Regions from separate parts of the Homo sapiens genome. Here region 2 is linked to region 1. A link is a loop called in an ENCODE intact Hi-C map of the cell type or tissue named here. Cell type or tissue: PC-3. All regions are shown on one strand. Links, peaks and the distances in the headings refer to the core of each region. The heading gives the core; the rest is flanking DNA.

Region 1 (7,487 bases), core at 1,368-6,367:
GCATGATCTCGGCTCACTGCAACCTCCACCTCCCAGGTTCAAGCGATTCTCCTGCCTCAGCCTTTTGAGTAGCTGGGATTACAGGCGCCTGCCATCATGCCCAGCTAATTTTTGTATCTTTAGTGGAGACGGGGTTTCACCATGTTGGCCAGGTTGGCCTCGAACTCCTGACCTCAGGTGTTCTGCCCACCTCGACCTCCCAAAAGTGCTGGGATTACAGGCATGAGCCACCGCGCTCGGCCTATTGATTTTTAAAGCAGCTTTATTGAAGTATAATTGATATACAATAAGCTGCATATATTTAATGTCTACAACCTGATGAGTTTGGACATATACAAACACCCATGAAATTATCACCACAATCAAGGTAATAGACAGAGATGTCTATCTCTGTCACCTCCAAAAGTTTCCTCGTGTCCCTTTGTTCTTGTTATTTTGGGGTTTTTTGGGATGTGTGTGTGGTGAGAACACTTAACATGAGATCTACCCTCTTAACAAATGTTTAAGTGCATAATACAGTATTATTGACTCAGATTTGCAATATTTAAAATGTCTAGCTGGGCATGGTGGCTCACATCTGTAATCCCAGAACATTAGAAGGCTGAAATAGGAGGATCACTTGAGGGCAGAAGTTTGAGACCAGCGTGAGAAACATAGCAAGACCCCATCTCTACAAAAAATTTTTAAAAATTAGCTGGGCATGGTGGCATGTGCTGGCAGTCCTAGCTACTCTGGAGGCTGAGGCAGGAGGATTGCTTGAGCCCAGGAGTCTGAGGCTGCAGTGAGCTATAATGCCACTACACTCCAGCCTGAGTGACAGAGTGAGACCCTGTCTCTAAAAAATTTAAACAATATATTTTAATGCCTGATAACATCAAGTGTTGATGAGGATGTGGGGAAACTAAGCAATCTTATACATTCTGAGGGTGTGAACCGGCACACTTTAGAGGCTTTACAGGACCTTTTGAAACTGAAAGTGTGTATTATCTATGACACATAAAGTCCATTTTAAATTATTTATCCTAGACAAATACTTGCACCTGAGGCAGGTAGATCACCTGAGGTCAGGAGTTCAAGACCACCCTGGCCAAAATGGCAAAACCTTGTCTCTACTAAAAAATAAAAAAAATTAGGTGGGCATGATGGCAGGTACCTGTAATCCCAGCTACTTGGGAGGCTGAGGCGGGAGAATCGCTTGAACTGGGGAGGCAGATGTTGCAGTGAGCCGAGATCGCACCACTGCACTCCAGCCTGGGTGACAGAGCAAGACTCCGTTTCACACACACACACACACACACACACACACACACACACACACACACACACAAAAGCAGCTTAGTCCCCCCTCCCCCATTATTTTCATTAAGAAACATAAAACTTCAAATGCACTAGCTTTCTTGAAAATATTTTGTTAGAAAATATTTCAAACATACAGAAAACTATGGAGAATAATATAGTGAATATCCATATACCTTCCACTAAGTTTTAGGAACTCTTAATATTTTGCCATATTTGCTATATATATATCTATATCTATATCTATATCTATATATTTTTAAGGAAATAAAACATTGAAAATACAGTTGCAGCTGTATGGGTACTCTTACTTCATTCCTTTTCACATTCCTCTTTCCCTAGACGCAGTCACTATCCAGAATTAGTATTTATACTCCTTAGCCATATTTTAAACTTTTATTTTATATCTATGCATCCATAAACAACATATAGAAATACAGCTGGTATTATGCCATAGGTATAATTCTGCAGCTTGATTTGTTCATTTGGTGTTATGATTTTAAAAGTACATCTGTTTATATATACAGAACTTCAGTCTGTTCCTTTCCATGACAGTGTAGAATTCCATTGTACGGGTATACCACAACGTCGTTATCCATTTTCCTCTTGATTGACATTTAGGATTCCAGTTTCTTGTTGACATAAACATGTTGCGGTGCACCTTCATGTACATGTGTGAGAGTTTCTCTAGGGTATATGATTGGGGTGGAATTGCTAGGTGGTTGGGCATGCATGTCATCAATTTTACTAGATAATGCCACATTGTTTCCCAAAGGAGGTTGTACCAATTCACACTCTTGCCAGCTGTATGTTAAGTTTTCCTGTTGCTCCATACCCTTGCCAAATCTTGGCCTCGTCACACTTTATCATTTTTACCTATTTGATGGATGTGAAATGGTATGTAAATGCTGCTTTCATTTGCTTCTCCCTGACGAATTTTGAGAAGTACCTTTCCATATGTGTCTTGACATTTGGGTTTCTACTTGCATTCATTTTTTGAATTTACAAAAAATTTAAAGCACAAAATTTACTCTGCCAAAGACTATAATAAAAATAATTCCAGCTCTCTAGGACTGCATATGGTCTGAGTGATGTTTGTGACATGGGTGCCAAAGAAACAGCCCCAAAATAAGAAATACATGTGCACTCGGCTTACTAGACAGAAACACAGTGTGGTCAAATCTACCACACAATGTGGTCATACATATATTTATTTATGATGCAAGAAAAGTCCTGACGTAAAGGCGGGTAATTTTAAAAGGTTTGAATCCAGAGTGTTGGAAGATCTGAAGGGATAAATGCTGTGTTGCTAAACCAGAAAGGTAGACTTTGTGACCATCACCTGACACTGTGTTGGAACTAATATTTAGAAGAAGAAATCTGAAGTTTGGTTTTGGTAGTGGTAATTTTATTTTAAAATTAACCAATTTTGCTGTTCTTAATCACATCTGGATTTTCTTCTCCCTAGCATTCTCTAGCACTTGAGTCTCTCTTGCTCTTAAAAAGATATGTATTTCTACAGTCTCTAGGTGATGGTTCTTTGTGTTCTTAAAGTTCCTATTTGACTTCTTCCTTTGTAGGGCAAAGATCATGCCTTTCACTTCCTTTGGAAATCTGAGTCATAGATTTAGAGGTGAATGAGACATTGGAGGTGATTTGGAAATAAGAACTGCTAATGTTTTTCTAGTGCCTTGCAATTTACAAAGCACTTTCCTATTCACTTAATTCTCCTTAGCACCTGGTGAAATGGGTAGAGAAGTATTATTACTGTTGTTGTTAGCCTCGCTGTGCAGATTAGTGGCTCTTGGTCATTGGGCCAGCAGGTGCTGAAATCAGAACTCAAATCTACATCTTCTGACCATGAATCCCACTGTCCTTCCAAAACCGCATTCATTTCATGCCACAGCATTTAGCCCACAGCTTCCTGTTACTGAGGCCAGAGATGCCTATTGATTTTTGCACACCCAAACTGATTTTACTGTGGTCCTTACTGACGTAAGGAGCTTGAACTCCTTCAGGCAAGCTGGTGTTAGTGGAATTAGGATTTAAATAATTTTAACCTGGATAAATTAAGCAACAATTCATCAGTGGCTCTCAACTTTGACAGCATAGTATGATAACCCTTGTACCTGACTCCATCTGAAACCAATGAAATCAAAGTGGAGGTTGGATGGGAGGCATTCCAGCTGTCTTTGTTTTAGGGATTATGTTCTTGTTTTCTGTGATTAATGCTGTTGATGGCATTTGTTCTTCTTCAGTTAAAGAAAAGAATAGTGTAAGCTCTATGATTTGTTATTTACTTTTAGCCAGTGCCTTAAACTAAACCTCTAGTTCACGTTTACGCATGGAAGTCCACTGCCTTTTAAAAAAGTTTCTATTTTCCAGCTATCAGCTGGCCTTAGCCTCTTGGAGATTAGTCAGCTCCTGCTTCCCCTTGACTCACTTTCTCAGCCCTTGTCCTGAGGCGCCACCTCTGTGTTTCCTTTTCTCTGCCTTACTTTCTAGTTTCTTTGATTTGTTTCTCCACTCTCTGTCCTCATGAGCTCCCTTCCTCATCATCCTAAGGCTAGAATTGACTTCTCTTGCTGCTTCTACAAAGATACACATATTTTCTCCTCCTCTCCTTTCGTAGCCCTTTTATAAAACATCCCATCTCTGACCAGAAGACTAATCAAAACCCTGAACCCCCTAAAAGGAAGCTTATATCAGATGTCTTAGCTGTTCAGACATGGACTTGGTGGGCTGGTGATCATGGAGAATGGCGAGGGTGTCATGGAAGGCGGGTGAACTCTGCTTCCTGTGAATTCATTTGCAGGGAGCTTCTGTTCCATGATGATGGCATGGCTTCATAGAGCTGAGCATGGGCACTCTTCTGAGTGTGAGCTGGTTTTGGCTCATGCTTGAGCCTATCTGCCTACCCCATAGTTTGAGAAAGTAGTGAGCAATTTATAGGCCTGATGTCCTATCTATCCAAAAGCCTCATGGAAACTGACTTCTTTTTACCAAAATATCTGGCTAGTCCCAGATTTTTAGGTAAAGCAGATTTCTTCTGGTCCCCTCAGCCTTGATCAAATCTTGTCAGCACATGACTAATACAAAGAAAAGAAGAGGTGGTGGTTATGTCAGGCAAATGGGAGCAAGATACAGCATTTGATTTAACGTCGGCAGGGCTTCCCTTGACCCCATTATGCCTCTAACTTGTGCTGTTTGATTCCAGGAGCTCGTGTAAATGCCAAGGACAACATGTGGCTGACTCCACTGCACCGGGCTGTTGCTTCCAGAAGTGAAGTGAGTGATTACCATATTTAATCTAATACCTACTGTGCCTAGAAAAAGAAAAAGTCTTGCTAGCGAATTAAGAATCCTTACTGGTAAGCAGAAGGCTTTTACCTCTAATGTAAGAGGGTTACCCAAAATGAACAGCTTTTATTTGAGTATCTCCTGTGTGCCAGACATAGTGCTGAGTGGGGCTGGGGAGTATCTGGGGTAGTTCAACATGGACAGCATGATCCTGAATTTCAATGAGTTCTCAGCCTGGGGAGGAGGCAAAGCAGAAAGCATATCATTACAATATCATCATTGACTTGCGGGAGAAAGCAACTAACTGCCTGCTTGAATAGAGGAAATCTTCCAAGAAGAGATGTCAGTTGATCTGGTCCTTAAAGGTTGAGTAAGGACTTAGCAGGCCAGGAGAAGGAGGGAGGACTGAGGCAAGGAAGTGAGTGAATGGGGGCCTCAGTGAGGTATAACTGGAACTCAGGCTATAGTAGAAGGTAAATCTGATAGTGGAGGTTGGGCCAGATGGCAGAGGGCTTGGAATCCTCTGAGCAATGGAGAATGGTCACAGCAGGGGAGTGGTATGCTCAGATCTGTGTTTCAGAGAACCTTTGTGGTGGCAGCATGTGAATGGGCTGAGGGGGAGAGGTCTCAGGGAGGAGCGCCAGTAAGAGACCAAAAGAGGCCTGAAGCAGCTGGGATGAGGGCATAAAGCTGAGTCCATGATTTGAGAGCTCATTAGAGGTAAACCTGGCAGGATTTAGTACCTAGTAGGGGTGAGGTGGGAAAGAAGCTGGTAGGTAAATGGCGATGCTGTTAACAGAAGAGGCACAGAGCAGGGGAGCAGGGGCCGGGAGGCTGGTGGGTCCTGTTTGCTAACGCTGAGTTCAGCAAACATGTCGTTGGAGTGGGAGCTCCATGAGGACAGGGATCTGTACTTTGTTCCTGGATGTATCCCAAGCCTGGTACAGTCTAGGCATCCAAGAAATAATTTGTTGTTGAATGCTGGAAATTCGGGTGAAGATGACTGATAGATTATCTATAATTATTTATACAAGTCTAGCACTCAGGGACAGGGAGGATGATCATCAAACCATGGTAAATGCATCAGGTAGCTCAGGGGAAGTATAAAGGATGAGAAGATCAATGTGAAGGCAGGGGTGGCAGGGAACCCTGGTGAATGTCAGCCTTGAAGCCTGGTCAGAGGAGATGCCCATTATCCAGGGATACAAGAGGTTCAAACCTTGCATGCACTTGGTGCTGGATGACTGACCTCCATAGCTGAATTTACCAAATGCAGCTTCTCCTCTGCTACTGGAGAAGGTGATGTTCTCCAGGTACACCTAGGAGCAAAAGGTCTTGCTGAGAATTAATATACAGAAGTTGCAGGTGTCTTTGGCCGTTATTGGTGTCAGCTTTTCCTCTTTGGCAACTATCTGGAAATTTTAATATATACTTGCTAGGTGACAGCTTAGTAGTCATGGTTTTTCTTGCTGCGCTTTGTGATTTTAGTAGGTTTTAAAAGGGGTTGGTTGTGTTCTCCTTCCAAATATCCCGCATGGAATGAGAGAGGTCAATAATCCTAAATTGCCTGGCTCAGACCCTGGAGAATTCAGAATCTTCTCATGGTCCCACATTTTATTTCCATTTTGTCTGGGAAAACGAGGGCAGTGAGCTGACTGAGTGGGTATTACCAGCTTCATGAGACCAACCCCTTCATAGAGGAGTATTTCCTGGCCTTTTAAGACCACTTGGTCTTTAGTAAATTTAAGTGTCTCTTTAAAAATATGTATGGATTTGTTTCCTCTTCAACAAGAACCAGGTCTTTTTAGTTGGGAAAATAATTCAATATGTACCTCCCATATGCCAGGCACCTTTTCTTTGTAGCTCATGGAGCTACAAAAAAAAACTAAGACCGATGGTCTCTGCCCTTAGGAAGTGTGTAGTCTAGTGGAAAAGAAAGACACAAAAAAGATGATTTCATTACTCTGTGACCTTTCCCAAGTGATCTCTATCTTTGTTAGCTCAACTAGCTTCAAAGACTTCAATCCTCAAAACATCCATTTTCCATCAACAACCAGTCTGCATTCTGTAAGTATCTTTAGTGTGTTTGAATCCAGTCAGCCTAATGATGGACTGACCTTCCAATCTGAGAAAGGCTTTTGTTGCTTCTCCAAGTAACCAGCTCCCTCTGTAGGTTTGCAGGGAGGAAAAAAGAATCACTAGCCAGATAGGAATTAAATGCAAACAAACCCTGAACTGTAAATAATTGGGTCACATATGAGCTCATGATGTCTTCATATTAGTATCTGTCACAGCAAGTTGGACAGTTTCTTATGAAAATTGGAGTCTCGGCTGGGCGCAGTGGCTCATGCCTGTAATCCCAGCACTTTGGGAGGACAAGGTGGGTGGATCATGAGGTCAGGAGTTCGAGACCAGCCTGACCAACATGGAGAAACCCCGTCTCTGCTAAAAATACAAAATTAGCTGGGCATGGTGGCGCATGCCTGTAACCCCAGCTACTCGGGAGGCTGAGACAGGAGAATCACTTGAACCTGGGAGGCAGAGGTTGCGGTGAGCCAAGATCACGCCATTGCACTCCAGCCTAGGCAAAAAGAGTGAAACTCCATCTCAAAAAAAAAAAAAAAAAAAAAAAGAAAGAAAAAGAAAAGAAAAGAAAGGAAAAGAAAATTGGAGTCTCTGTAACCATTGTGAGAGCTGACGGTGGAGAAGACATCTTAACTCCAAGCACATTGCTGTCCTGTGGAAGTCCTAAATTCAGATTTCCTTCTTCTTTGGAATTTAGTCTTATTGCCATTATTTTATGCCTCTCCTAACTAATAGTTGGGGAAAAGAAAGTAGATTTGAGGGGAAGAAAAGAGAAGGTTTGGACTGGTATTTTGGAATTTAACTGT
Region 2 (7,487 bases), core at 1,502-6,501, 93 kb before region 1:
CCCGAGAAAGGTAATAAAGTGGAGTCTATTAGCAACCTAACTTTAAAAGTTTAGCAAAGCTCTGTGATCGTGGAAATTGGGAACCACCAAATTGTTATCAATAGGGATAAGTAAAATTGGGGGTGTTTACCTAACAGAAAACCTTGTTATTAAAAAGAATGAGGTGGATGGGCATGTACAACATGGAAAAATCTAGAAAATTTTAAAAAACAAATTGTAGAACAATTCGTAAAGCATGATCCCAATTATTTAACAAAACAAAATAAGAGATGCCTGTGGCTGGGCTGGGCGTGGTGGCTCACGCCTGTAATCCCAGCACTGTGTGAGGCCGAGATGGGTGGATTGCTTGAGCCCAGGAGTTCAAGACCAGCCTGGGCAACATGGCAAAACCTCATCTCTACAAAAAATACAAAAATTAGCCAGGCATGGCGGCATGTGCCTGTGATCCCGGCTACTATGGAGGCTGAGGTGGGAGGATCAATTGAGCACAGGAGGTTGAGGAGGCAGTGTGAGCTGAGATCACGCCACTGCCCAGCCTGGGCGACTAAGTAAGTCCCTGTCTCAAAAAAAAAAAAAAAATCTATGACTTATGACTGCACATACAGTTAATCTGCAGAAAGAAGTCTGGCAGGATATAAACAGTGGGTTACTTTGGGGAAGGAAAGATGGGTGGGGCTATGGAGGCTTTCTGGTTTACTCTGTATAATTTTGAATTATTTGAAACTTTAAAAAATTTATTTAAGTTTTTTGTTAAGAACAGTTAACGAGATATACACCCATATTTTTAAGTGTGCAATGCAGTATTGTTAACTATAGGCAAAATGCTGCACAGCAGAGCTCTAGAGCCTATTCATCTTGTGTAACTGAAACCTTATGCCTATAGATTGAAAATATATTTAGGTATTATTTGGCTATTTGAAAAAGAGGAAAAATACAGCAAATGGTCCATAGATATCCCTCCATCATCCCAGCTTTGTGGTGTCTTGTGAGAGAAAACTGCTAGAACAGTTGAAGTGTGTAGTTTTAAAATGCTTACTTGCATTGTTTTTTCTTGGCAAAAGGTGACTGAGGTTAAACTTGAGCTATTGCTGAACAACAAGAAGCTGTGACCAGTGTGCTGTTACATGCCTGTAGTCCCAGCTACTTGTGAGGCCAAAGTGGAAGTATTGCTTGAGCCCAGGAGTTTGATATGAGCCTGGACACAACATAGTGAGACCACAGTCTCTTAAAAAAGCCATGATATGAAATAGAATATAGCAGTTTCTATTCATTCTCCTTTGTCCCTTTGTTAATTTTGAAATCTTCAGATATTGGCTGAAGAAAAATGCAGCATTTAATTTGCTTAATAATATTATTTATATAATTAAATTTATTTGTAGTATTTTCTAGCAGGTCTACCCGGGTTAGAGACATTCAGTATCTGAGAGGCACATTGATCATTTCTGGGAAGAAATTGTGGCACCACACTACCAAACGCTCTTGCATATTTTATTCCATTGAATCCTTTTAAGAGTGATGGGGAAGTAAGACAGGCAGCATAATTGCTGCTCAACACAGGAGTAAGCAGTCCTAGAGAAAATTAATGACATAAATAGAGTTATAGAACTATTAAGTGACAGGGTCAGAATTGGATGGAGCCAGGCTCTCCAATTTCAAATTTAGTTCTCTTCCTACCCAGCACGAGGGTGTGCAACGTAGCAGAGCTTCCCCGGAGTAGAATGTATTGGGACCATATTTTGTACAGTTACCAGTTTTATTCCAATAAAGCCTCAAATCATTGAAAGGTGTAATGAGAGAACTATAGGCCTAAAGATGAGGATCAAATAAAATAACAAATATAATAGAACTGTCTTGCAAAATATTTTACAAATATGAGGTTGTGTTTTGATTATCATGCATGTATCAATGCCTTCCATCTCTTCTTGGTATGCTTGTGAGAAGTGCGTGAGAGTTCTGCTCTCTTATGTGGGAAAACAGATGCAGTGGAATAAATGAGGCGAGAAGGGGACAAAGCCAGGCAAGGAGCCTCGTGAACTTACATTTTGATCAAATGGACTCCCTGCCATTAAGAGAACCTTTTTTCTAGGAGGGATGGGCTGAAAGGTAGCCCCAGGCCAGAGCTGGGGTAGCTGACAGTCATCTCCCACAAAACCAGCACTTGCACAAGTGATTAAAAAGAGATTTTCAAAAACAATTGTTAATTATGGTCACAGATCCTTGACACATAGTCCTTTTCAGAGATTGATTTTCCTCAACATCCTTGTAAATATGTGGTGCTTATTTCTCCCATTTCTACCTGGCATTGCTGAGTTGAAACTGAAGTTATATTATAAAATTTCCAAATAGATAGAACATTTCTATTTTAGACATGACATTAAGGGGCTCTTCTTCTCTTGAATGGACAGACCTCAAATGACAAGCACTTTTGGGATTGTGCCTATCCTCAGGTGCCATGTTATTGGAGCTGGAATAGTAGATGCTTATACAGGGCTCGGATCAAATGGAGTTCACCAAGCCACTGCCACATAGGTACATACAACTTCCTATATCTTTGGGTCTGCGTGAAGTTTTGTGATCAGCTCACTTACTAAGGTGAAGCTTTGTGCTTCATTACCAGCCTCTTAGGTCATGTGCTCCTTTGAACATTGGGTTTCTTAAGAACAAACTAGATTATCACCTTCTTGTTCTGTTAGGCATTCAGAATAGCAAGTCTTGATAACCAAATTCCTTCATATACTCAAAGGGTCAGAGCATGGGATGCAGTGGTTCAGGAGACAAAGTCATCCTTCCATCCATCCATCCACTTATTCGACATGTATTATGTGCTAAGACCAATCCTGTTCTTACCCTGTCCCTTGCAGTCTTGTGGGGGAGGGGAAGAAGAAATATGAAAATAACTATTCAATGACCATGTGATAAGTGAAGCACCTGGCACATAGCAGGTACTCAAAAATGGCCCATGAATGGAAGTGTCATGACAGATGCATGAACAAGGCCCTACATTCAAGACTTTGAGCAGAGTTTCCTAGCCTTGGCACTGCTGACATTATGGGCCAGATAATTCTTTGCTGTGGGGGCTGCCCTGTGCATCATAGGATGCTTAGCAGCATCCCGGGCCTCTGCCTACTAGATGGCTGTTGCACCCCTCCCTTAAGCTAACAATCAAAGATATCTTTAGACATTGCTAAGTGTCCCTTGCCAAGGCAAACTGCCCTGTCGAGAAGCACTGGCCTAGAGGAACATAGGACCATCATATCATGTTGGGCAGAGCCATGGAAAGATATGCAGGGTAGGACATTCTTAATTGATTGATAATTCAGCCTTAGCTCAATTTTTTTTTTTAAAGAGTTAAGGACTCACTCTGTTGCTCAGGCTGGAGTACAGTGGCACGATCATAGCTCACTGCAGCCTTGAATTCTTGGGCTCAATGAACTTCTTACCTCAGCCTCTTAATTAGCTGGCACTATAGATACACACCACCACACTTGGCTAACTTTTTAAATTTTTAATTTTTTTAGAGACGGGGTCTTGCTATGTTGCCCAGGCTGGTCTGAAACTCCTAGGCTTAAGCGATCCTCCTGCTTCAGCCTCTCAAAGTGCTAGGATTATAGACATAAGCCATCACGCCCAGCCCTCAGATTGATTTATCCGTAAGAAGCACCGCATCTGCCAGTGACTTAGGTAAAGGCTCATCTGTTTGTTTTGTCAAAATTTGGATTGATTTCATTCCCCTCCTCTTGGCAGAAATAATGCTGTCTTTCCTGTATTCTTTTCTTCTGGGCCCATTTTTCAGCCATTCTTTCAGGTGGGTAGAGCCAGAAGACTGAGTTCTGGCCAATGGAATATAGGCAGGGGTGATGCAGCCATTTTCTGGCCTTGCCTTCATGAAATCTCTCATGTGATTCTTTCCTCTGCCTCTGCTGGTTTGTCCACCGGATCTAGCAGAGGATCCTGGGGTCCCGGGAGATGGTAGAGCCACTGGAAGAAGAGACCCGAGGCCCCGAATGACTACGTGGAGCACAGCCCTCCACCAGTGCCAGTTTGCTTCCCACTGTAACATGAGAAAGAAAGAAACTGTTACTGTGGGATACTACGGAGATGAAGGGGAAATTTGGTGTAGTTGTTAGCTTTCCTGATTAAGATACTCTCTCCTGCTCCCTTTTCCCATTGGGTACTGATAACATGCCATAAAAATACTTTTTAATTTTACTTTTCTTTGGTCACTCTGGTGACCTACACATGGCATAACCTTAGGTAGACCCCATCATAGGCAGTTCCTGTGATAGAATTATGTGCCTTCCTAGCTCCACATGGTTTGTCTTTTCCAAATCTTTATTGGAAGGGATGAGTGTTTGAATCTCCTTTCATCTGGCCCTTTGGGACTAGTAGGACCACAGTCACAGAATAAGGAGTTCTGGTTACAACCCAAGCAGAAAATGATTCCTGAATGTTGAGTTCATAGTAGCTGTATTCCCCACACAGTTCAAATGGTGACATTCTTAAGGCAGAGGAAGAAGAACAGTCAATCCTTTTATTTAATTTTGGCAAGACTGTGGTTTATGGTGCTCTGGGGAAATGCAGCCACAGATGTGTCAACCTTTAAAAAAATTCTTGGCAGTCTAACCTTTAAGTCATAAACCTAAACACAGACAGTGCATCCCTGAAAAAAGCTCGTGTTGGCTGCATTGCACACCTCTATCCCACCTTCCAAGACAACCATCATTCCGTCTTTGCTTGTGAAATGCAAGTTCTGTTTATTTTAATCAGTATTTATTTCCTAGATGATCTGGGTGCGTTGTGATTTTCAACATGTTTGACAGTTTTATGGTTAGCTCAGCAATCACTCTATATTATTCACTCCCAAGATATGGATAAGCACAAGGGAGTTACTCCTTTCCAATTCTGCATCGATGTTGGACCTCTGTCAAGAAGCATCATAGGAAGGTGGTTAAGCACATGGACACTGGAGCCCTACTGCATGGGCTCTAGCCCTAGTTTAGCATTGTATCTACTGTGTGACTTTGGGGAAAGTTACTTAATCTTACTGTGCCTTGTCTTCAGGAACAAGAACAGTACCTACTTCCTAGAGCAGTTGTGAAAACCAAAGGAGTTAATTTGTATATAGACTTTAGGGAAGTGCCTGGCACAATATAAGTGCTTATAAATATTATCTGTCAATATTGCTAAAGGACAAACACTATGTTTTCATATATTTTACTTACATGATAATCAAAATGAGAAACTAGTTATTGTTATTTAATTCATTAAGTCTTCTATCTTCCCCTGTGCTTTTAAAGGACTTAATTAACTAGAGTTATTATAACTCCTTTTGGGGAAAATTTCTATTTTTACACATACACAGATAGGAACATGTATGAAAGTATATCAAAATGTTAACAGCATCATCTCTGGGAGGTTTGATTATGAATGATCTTAATTCATTTTCATTTTTTCCTCATTTGGATTTAATAAGTCTCTATACACATTACTTATAGAACTTTAACAGAGCAAAGAACTCAACTAACATTTCTAGCACTTTCAGAGAATATTATTCATATTATATTTGCATGTGTTTTGTGTGAAACTTCACATCAAGTGTTTTATGCCTTAACTTTTTGTGATTCTTTCCTCCTGTGTTTTCTCTGTTCAAGTGAACACATCAGTAGGATCAGTGATTTGTCATGCACAGACACAGCACATAACTCCACATTTCAGGTAACAGCTCTTTTTGTGTGTGTGTGATAGATTTTTACTCTTGTTGCCCAGGCTGGAGTGCAATGGCACAATCTCTGCTCACTGTAACCTTTGCCTCCCAGGTTCAAGTGATTCTGCTGCCTCAGCCTCCCAAGTAGCTGGGATTACAGGCATGCACCACCATGCCTAGCTAATTTTGTATTTTTAGTAGAGACAGGGTTTCACCATGTTGGTCAAGCTGATCTCAAACTCCTGACCTCAGGTGATCCACTTGCCTCGGCCTCCCAAAGTGCTGGGATTACAGGCGTGAGCCTCCGCGCCAGGCTGTAACTGCTCTTCAGATAACTTCGATCCTTTGTTTCTTTCCTTTGCCTGTGGTGTCTGATAATTCTGCTAATCAGCTGGATCCCTGCCGGCCACCCTAATTTAGTTGTAGGACACAGAGCTAATACCAAGGGGACCAACTCCTGCTTCTGCCTTGAGAAATACACTTAGCATCTGGGGCCCCTAGAGATGGATGATTGCTGTGCCTGTGACAGAAATGTGAGGGTGGTTAACTAGAACTCTCACAGTCTACCTGATCTTACTCAAAGTCAATAAAGAATTGGACCAGGTCAAAAGGAAATCTCTTGGTGAGAAAGCGAAGAGTTTGAAAATGTGCCTTTAGTAATATTTCTGCCTCTGTCAGGAGGGAGAGCTCGTGACTCAGGTAGAGTAATGATGACCATCTCTTGAATGATTTCTATTTGTCACTGCTTTAAAAATCTGTTCCTAACTGTTCACCACCACCCTGTGAGGTAGGGGAAGTAATGACAATAACAGCTATGATGATAGCAATAACCAGCAGCTAACATTTGCTGAGCACTTACTATATGCCAGCCACTAAGCTAAGCTCTTTATGTAATTATCTAATGTCAACCTTGTCAAATATCCAAGGTAAATCCCACCATAATTTCCATTGTACAGATGAGAAGACTGAGGCTCAGAGAGGGAAACTGACACAGCTAAGATTTGATTCCGGGTCTGTCTGACTTACAGTTGGGATGTTAAGCATGCTATTATATTGCTGAATCATTCTATAATCAGCTCTTTTGTTTTGGAATTTAGTGCTGAATGTTTTAATTTATCTGGTGATACAGACTTCATCTTCTTTGTTCTTTCTTAATGTGCAGCTTATTATAAATATGCTTTTATATAAATTATCTCTACATTTAATTGTCTCTTTATTTGATCTTCATAACCCAGCCCATGGGGCAGTCAGGTTAGGTATTATCTGAGCTTTACCTATGAGGAAAATGAAGCCCAGAGACATGGACTTTTCCCAACACACACAGCCATGAGTGGCAACAGCAAGGCTGGAATGGATGTCTTCAGATTCCTGGTCCAGTGATCATTCAACTCTCCCGTTGTTCTGATGCCTTATTCTCACAAGTCAGCTGTCTTTTTCTTCTTGCCCCCAAAGGATTTTTGTTTTTTTTGGTAAAACAAACACTTTTTGGGTTATTTTAAAATAGTTTAGTAGAATTGGGATGTGCACATAGGATAGGGCAGAATATGCAAAGGAGATGGCCCTTGAGGAGTTTTCACACCTTCAGTCGTGTTTACCAGGAGGTGTTCACTAAACCCTAGTTTGTCAATTATGTTTATTCTTTCCAGAATCTGGGAAGGGGCCAGCGATGCAATGGGACACCCAATACTTAGGAGCCTCACCTGCTTCCAGGTCCCTGCTCTAATTCTGCAGTCCTCGGTCCAGCTATTGCTGAAAGCAAAGCTTCAGACCACCTGTCAGCAAA

Evidence for each region. A loop is a pair of places that touch in the nucleus more often than their neighbours do. Peaks named below come from ENCODE experiments on the same cell type or tissue, not always from the same donor. Only the 100,000 strongest peaks of a DNase experiment are listed, where the experiment ranks them.
Region 2: it touches region 1 in a loop (10-fold over the local background); 1 of 110 quality-filtered maps calls a loop at or near these places.

The regions. Positions count from the first base shown.
Region 1 is chr2:197,133,689-197,141,175 of GRCh38, reverse strand. ANKRD44 (ankyrin repeat domain 44) reads left to right here. Exons shown (of 28, transcript NM_001195144.2): 4 at 4,514-4,584. Among named protein-coding and RNA genes, the nearest start is that of ANKRD44-AS1, 61 kb to the left of the region's middle. RefSeq lists an enhancer at 3,175-3,758. In PC-3, for the core only: a CTCF peak has its summit at 3,776; a DNase peak (open chromatin) is centred at 3,735; H3K4me3 peaks cover 628 bases; H3K27ac peaks cover 828 bases.
Region 2 is chr2:197,227,287-197,234,773 of GRCh38, reverse strand. The region is part of intron 1 of ANKRD44 (ankyrin repeat domain 44); the gene reads left to right. Among named protein-coding and RNA genes, the nearest start is that of ANKRD44-AS1, 33 kb to the right of the region's middle. In PC-3, for the core only: no CTCF peak of the experiment used is centred there; a DNase peak (open chromatin) is centred at 4,523.